Regions from separate parts of the Homo sapiens genome. Here region 1 is linked to region 2. The links are chromatin contacts, found by Hi-C in ENCODE. All regions are on one chromosome and are shown on one strand. The core of a region is the stretch at or near the end of the contact, and the rest is flanking DNA. Distances in the headings are between cores, read along the strand shown. Region 1 holds the start of MYOD1 (myogenic differentiation 1). Region 2 has its middle 130 kb from the start of C11orf58.

The links. Hi-C counts contacts between places; a loop is a spot of excess contacts on that map. Pooled maps may share reads with other maps.
Region 1: a loop to region 2 is called in a map of gastrocnemius medialis, with 6 times the contacts of the local background. The contact joins the promoter of MYOD1 here to the enhancer-like site in region 2. A Hi-C loop is called at or near these places in 1 of 168 maps with a recorded cell type or tissue (gastrocnemius medialis), 1 of 37 single-sample maps with no recorded cell type and 7 of 50 pooled maps.

Annotation. Positions count from the first base shown.
Region 1 is chr11:17,718,139-17,720,954 of GRCh38, reverse strand. It overlaps MYOD1 (myogenic differentiation 1), which reads right to left and starts at 1,384. Exons shown (of 3, transcript NM_002478.5): 1 at 543-1,384; 2 at 1-53. The coding sequence starts at 1,172. RefSeq lists an enhancer at 1-435.
Region 2 is chr11:16,606,267-16,609,243 of GRCh38, reverse strand. It overlaps a transcript of SOX6 not described here. Among named protein-coding and RNA genes, the nearest start is that of C11orf58, 130 kb to the left of the region's middle. RefSeq lists enhancers at 1,121-1,620, 1,621-2,122. Within about 2 kb of position 1,448, at least 26 of the 41 ENCODE cell types and tissues checked have a DNase peak (open chromatin) inside an H3K27ac peak, as active enhancers do; they include gastrocnemius medialis, where a contact is called at or near this core.

The DNA.
Region 1 (2,816 bases), core at 135-2,634, 1.1 Mb before region 2:
CCTTCGTAGCAGTTCCGCCGCCGGGCGCCGCTCGGGGGGCCGCTGTAGTCCATCTGCAAACAGCAAGGGCGACTGAGTCAGGCCCGCGGGACGGCTCGAGGCCCGAACACCAATTCCTGTAGCCGCCCCCTCCCTAACTCTAGCCTAAGGCTCTAGTTCCGGGCCCAGACCTGTCCTGGTTGGGGGGGTAATTACGGGTGGGTAGGAGATGAGGTCTGCAACATGCAGGGCCAAACCAAGGGCGGACAGTCACCAAGGGGCGCAAATTTACATTTTGGAAGTAGGGATAAGTAGAGAAAAAGATCTTCACGTTCGCGCTGCAGTGTTCTAATAGCGCCCCCAATGGGGCAGCTCGAACGCTTGCCCGCACACTTCCAAAACAGGCTACCCCAGTGACAGCTGCCCAGGACAAGGGGGTCCTCTCTCTCGGGAAGGATCCTGGCCCAAACCTCCCGCAAGGCCAGCTCCCCGCCCTCGGAAACGCGTCCCTGATATCCCGAGCGCCGCCCTAACTTCCTCACTTCCTGGGGTCCCGGCCTTACCATGCCGTCGGAGCAGTTGGAGCGCGGGCTGGACGCGTCGGAGTCGCCGCTGTAGTGCTCGCCGCCGCGGCCCGGGGGCAGCGGGCCCGGCGCATAGAAGGCGGCTGCGGCGCCAGGGGGCGCGGCGTCCTGGTCGCGCAGCAGAGCCTGCAGGCCCTCGATATAGCGGATGGCGTTGCGCAGGATCTCCACCTTGGGCAACCGCTGGTTTGGATTGCTCGACGTGCAGCGCTTGAGTGTCTCAAAGGCCTCATTTACTTTGCTCAGGCGGCGCCGCTCGCGCATGGTGGCGGCCTTGCGGCGGTCGGCGTTGGTGGTCTTGCGCTTGCACGCCTTGCAGGCCCACAGTAGGCAGCGGCCCGCCTGGTGGTGCCCGCTGGGCGCGCGCACATGCTCGTCCTCACGTGCGCCCGGGGCCGGGTGCACCGCCGCGGGGAAGTGCGAGTGCTCTTCGGGTTTCAGGAGCGCGCCCACGTGCATCAGGCGCGGGTCCAGGTCTTCGAAGAAGCGCAGGTCCGGGGAGTCGAAACACGGGTCGTCATAGAAGTCGTCCGTTGTGGCAAAGGAGCAGAGAGAGCCGTCGGGGGCCGTCAGGTCTACGTCGCGGAGCGGTGGCGACAGTAGCTCCATATCCTGGCGGTGGCGCGGCACGGTCCTGGCTTCGCCCAACCCAAGCGGCAGAGAGTGGCCGGAACTTTCTGCCGCTCGGGAGCCCCGGCTGTAGATAGCAAAGTGCTGGCAGTCTGAATGCCCACCCACTGTCCCCCACCCCTCCCTCTCCTGTCCGGCCTGATTTGTGGTTAAGGAAAGCGGCGGCAGCGCCCCAGGGCTTCCTCACCCCTAGCTTCTCGCCAGGCGCCCTGGGCTATTTATCCGTAGTAGCCTAAACGCCCCGGAGCCCAGGCGGGCAGCTGGGGGAGGGGGAGTCCGAGGCCAATAGGAACACTGCGGGGCGGGGCTTGGGGGGGTCCCCGGGGTGGCCGCAGGGGCCCGCAGACTGGCCAGCCAGCCCGCCCCTCCACACTGGCGTGCGCGCTAGGTCCCCTACCGGGCAGGGAGGGAGGGAGCGACCGGCAGCCCTAGGCGGCTGCACTTGGCTCTCCGGCACGCCCTTTCCAAACCTCTCCAACACCCGACTGCTGTATCCGCGGGAAACGCTGGCTGCGCGCGCTCACCTCTGAGCTGACTTTCAATACTCCTCTGTCCCCTGATTTGTGGGGGACCCATGGGTAGAGCGGCTGTAGAAATCAGGTCGTGAGAGATTTGGAGAGAGGCAAGGCATTGGGGGCACAGAGCTGAGGAGTGAGACCGTGAAAGAGGGACCGAAAGAGGCTGAGAGACACGCAGAAAGCAGAAAGCTTAGAGCGTCAGGGGCAGAGAAACGCACGAGTGCAACAACAGGCGGAGAGACCCCGAGAGTTGAAGTGGGCGAGCCCGAGACAAACGGGTCGTAGAGGCTCTGATATTCCGCCAGTCCCCGACCTGGGAGTTGCTCAGCAGGTCGTGGGCCCAGTCCTTCTTCCCTAGACGCTTAGAAACCCAGCTATGGTTGTACAGGAATCGGAGATTGCTGCTAAAGCTTCGCGCCAATCTCTCCAAACTCGGATCCTGCCCAGGTTAGGAATCCCCTCCATCTAAATCTGCACGTTTCCACAGCAGGGGTGTCCAGTGCCATGCCTGGGGTCTAGGCTGAGCTGCCTCTTCAGCTGGGAAGAAAACCCTTCTGCTCGGGGCTTGGCTCCGCCTCACTCGCGGTGCTGAGTCAAGGAAAGTGCATTTCGCCAAGGTGTCAAACTTCAGGACCTGGCCTGAGAACCTGACCTCATCTCACCTGAAGTCTCCGAGAGTGCGGTTTGCAGACCAGTTGAGTGCAGACTCCAGAGTTTCCCAACTGTGTGATTTTGTGGAAGTCATGTCTCCTTCCTGAGCCTCAGTTTCCAGTTATAGATTTGGGGATGACAGTAATTTCTTGGAGTAATTGTGGTGGGGATGACAGTCTGAAGAGACCAAGGATATGGAAGCCCTCAGGCGGTGATGTAGGGTTATTCGAGCAAGGGGCTTTCAGAGTTGGATGCTGTGTCCCGCAGGCTTACAACTCATCTGTGGTACCATGCCCTGACGGAGTGCCACGAGTCTCCAGGCCTTAGCTGTGTCTCTTTCCTGCAGCCTCACTGGAAAGGCTGGAAACAGGAGGAGGCAACCACCCCATGGGATGTGGGATATCTGGCTCCCATACAAGCCTCAGCATACCGGCCACCCCCATGGGGGTCTCTC
Region 2 (2,977 bases), core at 199-2,698:
GCCAACCTCACCTTGTGCATACTGCCTCTAGTTAGCCTTGTGCTGCTATCAAAGCTAGTTTTCTCATCTATCTTTTATATTCTGCATCTCTACTACCTGAGACCATGATTATTCCCTGTCCTGGTCCTCCAGCTTTTTTTGCACTGAGATTAAGTTTCAGGTGTCTACTTCTTTATGACATTCTATGTCCTTCAAATCTATAATCTACCCTACACATGACTCAAAGGGAATCTTTATTTAGGTTTTGTCTGGGGGTCTTTTATTAACATAATTTTCTACATCTGACTTAGGCATTTTTATATGTCATCCTGGGTGACTGAAACTGTTTTCATCTTCAACAACCTTTAAACCACCCCTCTTGAAATTGTTTCTCCAAATCTTTTCCTCTACAAAGTTGAGGTAATATACATATATCATCCACTCAATCCCATACAATGAAGACTTATCCATATAACAGTATAACAATTGTGGAATTGTTTTATTTATTGCCGTGAAAGTGTAATAATTTTTTGGTGATTTGTACATGTCCTGTTATTTATAATAATTTGAATCCATAAACTATATAATCCATATGGCCTCCAGAACACTGCCACCTACATATGTTAGGAATCTCCTGTGTGAATTGCTTTTTCTTTTTTTTTTTTCAACGCCTCCTCCTCCATCGTTTAAAATGTTTCTCTTCCCCCATTTGCTGAGATCCTACTAAGTGGTGTGTTTTCATCATCTCTGCTTCCTTCATCTCTTTCTTTTCTCTCTTTTGACTACTTCTTTTTTTCGTTTTCCTTCATCCTTCTTATTGTTCATCCTAATATCCACCCTTCTTGTCTTCTCCCTGGCCTGCCTGTCCTTCCCCTTCTCCGTTTGTCTCGTGACTCGCTTTTGTGGTCCAGTTCTATCTCTTAGTACTTCTCAACATTCAGCCCATGCCTCCTTCTGTCACCTAACTTTTCCAAAGCACAAGCTACCATTCATACATTTTCCTTTACCATTTGACTTCCTCACTTTCTCCAGTTTGCTCCTTTTTTTTCTCCCCGAGTTGCCTACCTTTTCCACGCTACAGTTTGCCTTTCTCCTGACTCCTCCTCCCAGCAGCCCTAGCCCCAATAGAGCTCTTTTGGTCGTTTTCCCCTCAGCCTGCCTCTCCCCCACCTAGTACTTGTCCCCATTCTCCTCTGACCCCGACTTTCTCTCTTCTTTGTCTCCTTCCAGTTCTCCCCTAGTAGTTGCTTCACCGTCTCTTTCCAGGCGCTTTCCCCAGTTCCAACCTCTGGTCTCGCCGATGTCTCTGCCCTCCTCTCTCTTTGCGGCTCTCTCTTGCCTTTGCCTCCCGCTCTCCCCTCCTTCTTCCCCCGGCCCGCCCTCCTCCCTCCCAGCTTCTCTGCCTGGCTCGCTGCCTCCCTCGCCTCTTGTCTCATCTTGCCTGTGTTGTCTGGGAGGGGAGCCCAGCCTCCTCTCCCTCGCTCAGATCAATGCCCTGGCCACTCACTTTCTGATGTTGCACGACGGGAAATGCTTTGAATACTTACGACATGGCCGCTCACACTGATTGCCAAGATTGACAGCACTAACCATCGCCTTCACTTGTTCCAGGGTGAAGCCCCTAGTCACCCCGCTCCGCGCGCACCTCCTGGAACCCCGGCGGCAAACTTCTGCCGCTCTGCGCTGCCCCCACCCGGGGCGGGACACCCCCGCAGACTTGAGTTAACGGGCTACGCCGGCCGCGGCGCTGGGGGGTTCTGTTCCCTTGCTCCCCGGACTGTGACAATTGACCTAGCACCGACTCCCCTTCCTTTTAATTTTTTTTATTTGTATCTTTCCCTTTTTCTTTAATGCCATTTACTCCTGCGGCGCAGCGCACAAGGAGCCCTCCCGCGCGGTACCATCCTGGAGCCCGCCCAGGTAACCGGGACGGAGCGAGCGATCTCGAGAGCGAGGGAGGCAGAGCCAGGGCGCGCGGCCCGCTGTGAGCTACCTGTTGGGGCGCCGGAGGGGGCAGGGGGCAGGAGCCCAGGGCCGGGCCGCCGTCCCCCGGCGTCTTCCGCTCCTGCCCTTCCGGGCACTCCAGGGTTAGTTTCTGTGAGCTGGGACCGAGGGGCTGGGGCAGGACAGGCAGAGGGACGAGAGCCGAGCGAGCGGAGCCCCGAGAGGGCGCGGGTGGCCGGGAGCCGCGGCTGCCGGGCCGGGGCGGGTTTGCGTACTTGGCTGGGGAGGGGAAAGGAGGAGGAGGAGCGGGAGGAGGGCGCTCCGAGGGGCCGACGCGGAGGGGGAGTGGAGGGAGAGAAAGGGGCCCGGGCGCCCGCCGCTCGCTGGTGGACGCGCTGATCCCGAGGATGCGTCCCCCTCTTGGAGAGTTGCGCCTTGTTCCGGAGTGACAGATCTGCGTGGCGGGGGTCTGTTTTTCTCCCCTTCACCTCCCCTCCAAAAAATCCACCCTGAGAAAACACATGTTGTAGCCGTAGATAACTGTGCGTAGGACATTAAGGCAAAAGGGCAGGGACAGGGACACAACGCAACCTTTGACAACAGAAAGCTGTTATCGCCATCCTAAGTATTCGTCCGGAAATCTGTCTGCCCTCTCGGCCCACCTCACTCCTCCACCTCCGCCTCCCCGCATTGGTATTCTAATCTATATAATTGGGAATGATGTGAAAAAGAAGTCAGGTGGCTTAGAGAATGAATTTGTAAGTCTCCGTGAAGTTCGAGGTAGGTATTTCATTGAAGTTCGCTCAAGTGTGTGATAGAGGAAGCTTTTGTGGCTGCGTGTGTAGTCATCCCTCCTCGTTCTGTGAAAGCAAATGCGTGTCGGCTTTGAAGGTTCAGATGGGACCGCTAGGCGGTAATGCCCTCCGTGCCCACAAGAGGGCAACATCCCGAGGGCTTTGTGAGCGCTGTATCTCTTGTTACCGCCGCAGGCTTGGGTTTAGAGAAAGTTACACTGAAACTTTTAAAAAACTGATACCACCTCTTATTTCGCGAT